2 separate regions of the Homo sapiens genome follow, and region 2 is linked to region 1. The links are chromatin contacts, found by Hi-C or POLR2A ChIA-PET in ENCODE. All regions are on one chromosome and are shown on one strand. Each heading gives the region's core, a stretch centred on a gene start or an enhancer-like site at or near the end of the contact. The rest is flanking DNA. Distances are from core to core; before and after follow the strand shown. Region 1 has its middle 21 kb from the start of ARHGEF3-AS1. Region 2 holds the start of TASOR (transcription activation suppressor).

Region 1 (3,464 bases), core at 260-2,759:
TCTGGAAGCTGAACTGACAGGCTTGGGTCTTGCTTCAAAAAGTGTGAGGGAATCACACCTGCTTAGAGAAAGGAGGAAGTGAAATCACTGTAAAAAGCCTTACGCCTTTCAGGCAAGCATCTGGGTCACCATGGAGCTAGCACCTGGAAGCACTCGGTAATGAGTGTCAGATCAAATGACAGTGTCCACTGAGAGGTGGGTTTCAGATTGTCCTTGGGATTCCCTATTTCCTAAAGCCTGACTCCCCACAAAGCAAGCTGGTTAAGTGGTGGCTGGTGGAGGGGTAAGGGCAGGTATTCCTAAGGCGTCTTGTTCCAGCCTCCTACACAGGAAGGGTCCTAAATTTGAACAAGCCTGTAAACAACTTGAGATTAGCTAGCTTTGGGGACAATTCAGCCGATGAAGAAAGACAGTGCCCTGGGAAATGCGGGAGGCTCCATCACCCAGCCATTCCTCTCTTGGAGTATTTTCTGACAAGCCACTTCAAGGAGTCCCAGCAGCCAAGGCCAGCCTCACCCCAGTAAGGATTCACTGGAAATGTGAGACGACCAGGGCATTGTACGTTTTATTTCTTTGGAGAGGAGGAAGGAAACATTCACATGAACAAATCCTAGAATGATTCAACCTAACTTCCGGCTGCTGACTGAATGGGAAAGAAGAACTGAAACCCGTGGGCTGCAGCACTTCGTGCAAGAGGTGAAACTTGAGGGGCTCCAGGGCAGGTAGCAGTGGAGCAGGGAGGGGCAGAGAGAGGGCCAACAGATGCCCTGGCAGGGGAAAGGGATGCAAGCCTGCAAAAAGGAAGCAAAAACAGGGCACGGCCGTCTCCTCTGATGCCCTTGCTCTGACCAGAAGCAAGAACTCCCGGATTGAAATGGGTCCATGAAGAAGGCACTTCAAGAGGAGAATTTCAATAGTAAGAGGCTCTGATCCGCAAGGTCCACGTTCATTTTGAGCTTTATAATGGGATATCAAAAGGAACAGGAGTCTTCTCTATGGCATCTAGGATACTACTAAGTATTCAAACATGTTTATGTATTGGTTTTTACATTTTAATAGTAACATAGCATCACTGTCACACATTCGAACCACACAGAAGTATACACATTCAAACCACAAAGAAGTATATAAAGTAAAAAGTGAGTCTTCCCAAAGGCCCTACTTTTTTTTCTATCCCGATCCCATTTGCTGGATGCACTGGTGTTAAAAAGCCAGACGTAGACAGAGGTTCATAAACCCAAAAGGATTTAGGAGCAGGGGTCAGGTACCTGAAAGAAAAGGCCAGGTGGGCACTGGGGCACCACTGAGAGTTTTTGTCTTAGGTCAGTTCCAGCTTTTCGGGTTCCTAAGGGGTTAATCATCCAGGGTGAGCAGACATTCTAATTTTTTCAATAGAAGCCTGAAATTCAGGGTTTTATGTAAAATCTCTCAATTTGTAAATGCTGGCAACTATTCATCACCATAAGAAGTACTGTATGGGCCACATAACACAGTTGCTGGCTACATTTGGCCCAGGGGCCACCAGTTTGCACCCTCTGGTGGTAATCCTTCCAGACATTTCCTTCTGTCTAAAAACACGAGTTGCTGGGTGTAACATCTTATTTTTTTCAAAAATAGAATGATAACATTGTTCTACCACTTGCTTCTTTTTTCATTTAACATCCAGGGCATCTTTCCCTGTCACGCACATTTTTGACCTCTTACTGCAGAGCATGCTATGGTATGGAAGGAAATTAACTCATTTAGCCACCTGCCCTGTGGACATTTAGCAAATACGAAAGATACACTTGAAATGTCACTTCTCATTGTCCATTCCTCTTACCTCTGCCAATGTTGATAACTCATGATGAAAGTGCACCTGTGTGTGGATATTAACATATCATACAGCCACAATTACTGAAACCACAGCGACTAAGGATTTTTTATGTTTTAATATGAGCACTTACCATGTATTTTCCCACGTGATCCTCACAACAGTCCCAAAGTAGGCCTTATTATTATCTTTCTTTTTGCAGATTTAAAAAAACTGAGACTCAAAAAGGTGGTGTACGCCTACCCATGGCACGTGGCCTAGAGGTGGTGAGGTTGGTCAGGAGTGGGGCCTAGCAAGCTTACTTCAGAGCTCCTGCTACAAGCATACAGCCCTCAGAAGACACAGCGAGAAACCTGCTCTGGGATATTCAAGAATCTGACATATTAGAGCACAAACCACTAGAGAAGGATCGCTAACAATGGGACAATTCACTTGCCTCTTGGAATGAAAAGCCTCATTTTAAAGCCCTTCTTCATACTCATCCAACATAAATTCTACATAGATTGGAGAGAAATGTTAAAAGGGGGAAAAAAACCTACAAAATTCTGGGGGCATAGGTTTTCAGGGTATGGTATTTTTCTTTCAGTATATAGAGTTGAATCATATATTTATACACAGGAAACTACCTATAGGGTGCCTACGATGCAAAGATGAACCCTGTTTTCCCACAGCTGGTTAAATAACCAAACTGGTAACAACCCCTCTTGTTGGGCTCTAAAGAGATTAGCACCAAAACTGGGACCTAACTAAGGTGTCACCAAAAGTGTCATGGTATCACTAGAACCAGAACCATGTTTCCTGTGTTCTTGTTCGATATATCTGAGGGTATTTTCTGTTGAGAAGTTCCAAGCAATTTCCTTACCAAAGATATTATAAGGAACATACTCGTCAGGGTTGTGAGAATTTCATTTACATAAAATAAAATATTTAGATTTTAGCAGAATTACTTCTTCATTAAAAGTTGGCAAGCAACGATGATTCTTTCCATTTGAACTTTATCCTGGTTCCTTAATGTCTTTCTTATTTGTACTTAACAAGCCAGAAATGTCACAAAATCTTACAGTTGGAAAGGGAATTTCAAGGTCTTTAAACATACCCCATTTGATACTTCAAATTTTAAAATTCCACAAACTGAATTTAAAAATAGGTAGTAAAAAAATCTCATGGCCAAGGCCGGGCACGATGGCTCATGCCTGTAATCCCAGCACTTTGGGAGGCCGAGGCGGGCAGATCACGAGGTCAGGAGATCAAGATCATCCTGGCTAACGTGGTGAAACCCTGTCTCTACTAAAAATACAAAAAAAAATTAGCCAGGCGTGGTGGCGGGCACCTGTAGTCCCAGCTACTCAGGAGGCTGAGGCAGGAGAATGATGTGAACCTGGGAGGCGGAGCTTGCAGTGAGCCGAGATTGCACCACTGCACTCCAGCCTGGGTGACAGAGCGAGACTCCATCTCAAAAAAAAAAAAAAAAAAAAAAACTCATGGGCCAGTGCAGTGGCTCACACCTGTAATCCCAGTGGTTAGGGAGGCAGAGACATGAGGATGGCTTGAGCCCGGGAGTTCAAGACCTGCCTGGACAACATGGTGAGACCCTATTCTCCATAAAAAGAAAAAAAAAAAGACCAAAAAAAAAAAGGTTGGAAAAAATCTC
Region 2 (3,464 bases), core at 388-2,887, 240 kb before region 1:
AAAAACAAATCCTATTTTTTTCCAAAGTAAATAATGAAAACCTAACCATACAGTAGGGCAAAAAGGAAGTTGTCTAAATTCAGAATATCCAAAATTTACTGGATAGTTAAAAAATAATACCCCAATAACAAAAAACGATACTAATTTTGACCTCCATTAGGAATTCTGACTCCATATTAACAATATGGCATTAAGATTTTTTAAAAGTACAAGTAATTAATGTAACTGTTTCCATATGGGTTCCAAAAACTAAGACTGGACTTTTTTTTAACCTGAAGTTCTACCATCTAGAAGACCAAGTTGGTGACTCTTGAGAATAAGGTAACTTCTCATTAGTTTTTTTCCATTGGGAAATTACTGCTCCAAGAACCTACCTTTCCATTCTTTTCAAATATAAGAAAAACAATACTAAGTTCGAATTTAAAGAGAGAAAAACCTATTTAATCTAACGCTTCAAAAACAAGGGGGAAAAATCTACATGGAAATGAAGTGTGATGGAAAACAGCAGTGTGCATGGATCACATCTACTAATAGAGATTTCTAAATAAGGGAGGACGCTGACATCAAGCACATTTCAAGTAGACACACAGAACTGAAGAATTTCCACGGGGAGAAGCACTCATGGTCCTCAGAACATTGGCAATGGCCTTGGAGAAAGCCCCAGAATCCATGGCCACGGGCTATTTCCATAGCGAGACTTCTCAGAAGCATCCTTAGGAGGACACAACGGCTTCTCTGCTTTCAGGGGCTGGGAGGGAGGGGCGCCGAGCACCATCTTTCCTCTCTGGGAGCTGCAGCCTTACGGACAAGCTTCAAACCTGAGCTACTTCCAACTTCCGCGGGGAGGGGCAGCAGGGGAGCGTGGTTCCACCGCTTTCTCTCGCACCAAACGCGGCAGCTGGGCGGCCGTGGCGGTGAGGGGAGAGGCGGCCGGCGCTGCATGCGTGTTTACGTATCTCGGATGGGTGTGGGAAGAGGAGATAGAAAGATTCTAATGAAAAGATGGAGGGGAGAGAGAGAGGGGGTTGAGAAGAAGGGGAGGCACCACCTTTCTTTTCTCTGCTCTTCCTGGGGATCTGAAAACTCCTCCTAACAGGCCTTTCGGGCTCTTCGGGGCCTCTGGGCAGGGCGGCCGCGCCCGCCTCAGAGGAGTCCTGAGGCTGCTCGTGGCTGAGGCTCTGGGCGGCCTCGGCCCCCGCGTTCTCCTCACGCCCAGCGCCGCCGCTGGGCTCAGCGATGTTGAGGCCGCCGCCGCCGCCATTTTGTTGGGAGGACTCAAGCTCCGGAAGCGCCTGCTTCATCTCGTCGTCTCCGCCGCCGCCACTTTCCCAACTCGCATCCGTCGGCTGACAGGCCTCCGTCTCCACAGCAGTCGCCATCGCGCCGGCCTAAGGAGCTCTGGGAAGCTTCTGCCCACAAGGTCGACGGGTGTGGGGGGAAGGGGCGGCGGGCCAGTCTCGCCGCCGAGCTGCTCTCAGCCCACCCACCCCCTTCCCCCCGTGGCCTCAGGCTGCGCTCCCGACCTGGCAGCCTCTTGGGGGGCCCTGTAGCGGGCACCCCAAATGCGCTGCCCGGTCCTCGGAGCCGCTCCTCCCTCGGGCAGTTCTTCTGCCTTCCCCCGCCACTCAACGTGCGCGCGTCGGGGCCGGGAGGGGGCGGGGCCACCGCGGGCCACTCCACCAATGGGAGCGCGGCACCCGCCTGCGCGAGTGCGGAAATACCGCGCCGGGGGGCGGAGTTTCGGGGCGCCCGAGCCCGCCAAAAGGGGCGACCGCAACGCCCCGCGAGGACCTCGACGCCGCAGCCGTGGCCTGCGGAATGCGTGGGCCCCTGGCGATCTTCGGGTTCCCGGGGATTCCCCCGCCGCGCTGCAGGCGAGGGAGACTAGCTTGGCCTCTTCTCCGGAGCGCAGGCGTCGCCCATTTGTGGGCAAAACCCTTCCTCTGCGCACGAGTTATCTCGGCCCAAACGGGCTTCAGAGCAGTGGATGCGGGACGATCTCGGTTTTATGAACTATTTGCATGTGTACAAAAACCTGGAGAGGAGATAAAAGAATGGGCTAGGCGGTAATAGCCTAAAAGCCTCGACAGCCTTTGCGACCTGCTATTCTCACCGGATCTTGTATCTTTATGATAGATTACTCGCACCCGGCCTTCTCTTTTATCTCAGAGAGTGTGACCCAGTGTCACAGCTCCAGCAAGCACTTTCACCTGAGATCCTCTGATGGGACTTAACAACCTAGTGTTAACAGGATTTGGTTCTGGGGAGTTTGAGGGGAGGAGGCTGTTAACTTTTCCCATTTTTTTCCTTTAGTCGCACCCCCCCCCACCACACGCCATGGAGACCGCACCTGGCCTCCATTTGTTCCCTTTCTATGGTTACTTCTGTTAAAAATCTGGCCACTGATAAACCTCTAACTCCACTGTTTCTTCCACTGGAACGTTCATCAACGTTTTCCTATAGTAAATGTATATTAAAGAAAAAATAAACTTGCGGTCACATTAAAAAATACACAGCAGGTCGTCGCTCTCCCATAAAGGGAACAACTTCATAGTTAAGAGCCCTTTACATAGTGGTTTCTACCTTATCAGTATAAACTATCACGGGTTATCGTGAGTACAGCCAATATTTACTGAGTGCTTTCTACGTGCTAGACACGGACTGGACAAGTGATTTACGTGCATTGTCTCCATTTAATCCTCACAGCAACAGACATGAGGTAGATACTAGTTTGCAGAATTTGAAAGAAGCGTTGCAAGACACTGGACAAATTATGGTAACCGAAGATTTGAAACCGGGTCTATTTAACTCTCCGAGTAAGTACTTAAGCACTGCACTGACTGCTTCTCTAAGACCTAATTTTCACAGCAGCTGTGCACTTTTATTCATTTTATGGACGAAGCAACAGAGGGCTGACATTTTGTTGAGGGTCGCCAAGCAGCAGGATCAGGTTTGAGACCCAGATCTCTAGTCTCAAACTGTCTCCCAAGGAGTTTACAGACCAAATTATCATCATAATAAAGCCCCAGGCTTAAAGAGCATTCCTAAGGGCAACACGAAAGTTGGATTCTTTTGTCCTCTAATAAACATTACCACTGTTTAACAGCTGATATTAAAAAAAAATCATGAATTGCCCAACCTATTCGAAACAATTTAGTAAATCATACGAAAGAGAGTGTAAATCCATTATTAGTAAATAGTTTAAAAACACATTTTAGGCCAGGCGCAGTGGCTCACGCCCATAATCCCAGCATTTTGGGAGGCCGAGGCGGGCAGATCACCTGAGGTCAGGGGTTGGAGACCAGTCTGGCCAACATGGTGAAACCCCATCTCTACTAAAAATACAAAAATTAGCCGGGCATGGTAGCACATGCCTGTAATCCCAGCTACTCAGGAGGCTGAGGCTTGAGAATTGCTTGAACCCGGGAGGCAGAGGTTGCACTGACCTGAGATGGCACCATTGC

Evidence for each region. Hi-C counts contacts between places; a loop is a spot of excess contacts on that map. ChIA-PET counts read pairs that join two places held with the same protein, here RNA polymerase II (POLR2A). Pooled maps may share reads with other maps.
Region 2: a loop to region 1 is called in a map of OCI-LY7, with 6 times the contacts of the local background. The contact joins the promoter of TASOR here to the enhancer-like site in region 1. A Hi-C loop is called at or near these places in 6 of 168 maps with a recorded cell type or tissue (B cell, CD4-positive, alpha-beta T cell, CD8-positive, alpha-beta T cell and 3 more), 33 of 37 single-sample maps with no recorded cell type and 14 of 50 pooled maps. POLR2A ChIA-PET finds 5 or more read pairs at or near these places in 16 of 52 experiments (CD4-positive, alpha-beta T cell, CD4-positive, alpha-beta memory T cell, CD8-positive, alpha-beta T cell and 12 more).

What each region holds. Positions count from the first base shown.
Region 1 is chr3:56,917,787-56,921,250 of GRCh38, forward strand. It overlaps a transcript of ARHGEF3 not described here. Among named protein-coding and RNA genes, the nearest start is that of ARHGEF3-AS1, 21 kb to the right of the region's middle. Within about 2 kb of position 1,510, at least 3 of the 41 ENCODE cell types and tissues checked have a DNase peak (open chromatin) inside an H3K27ac peak, as active enhancers do; they include CD4-positive, alpha-beta T cell, CD8-positive, alpha-beta T cell and OCI-LY7, where a contact is called at or near this core.
Region 2 is chr3:56,681,628-56,685,091 of GRCh38, forward strand. TASOR (transcription activation suppressor) reads right to left here and starts at 1,638. Exons shown (of 24, transcript NM_001365635.2): 1 at 1,049-1,638. The coding sequence starts at 1,379. RefSeq lists enhancers at 469-1,413, 621-740, 1,161-1,330 and a silencer at 1,471-1,770.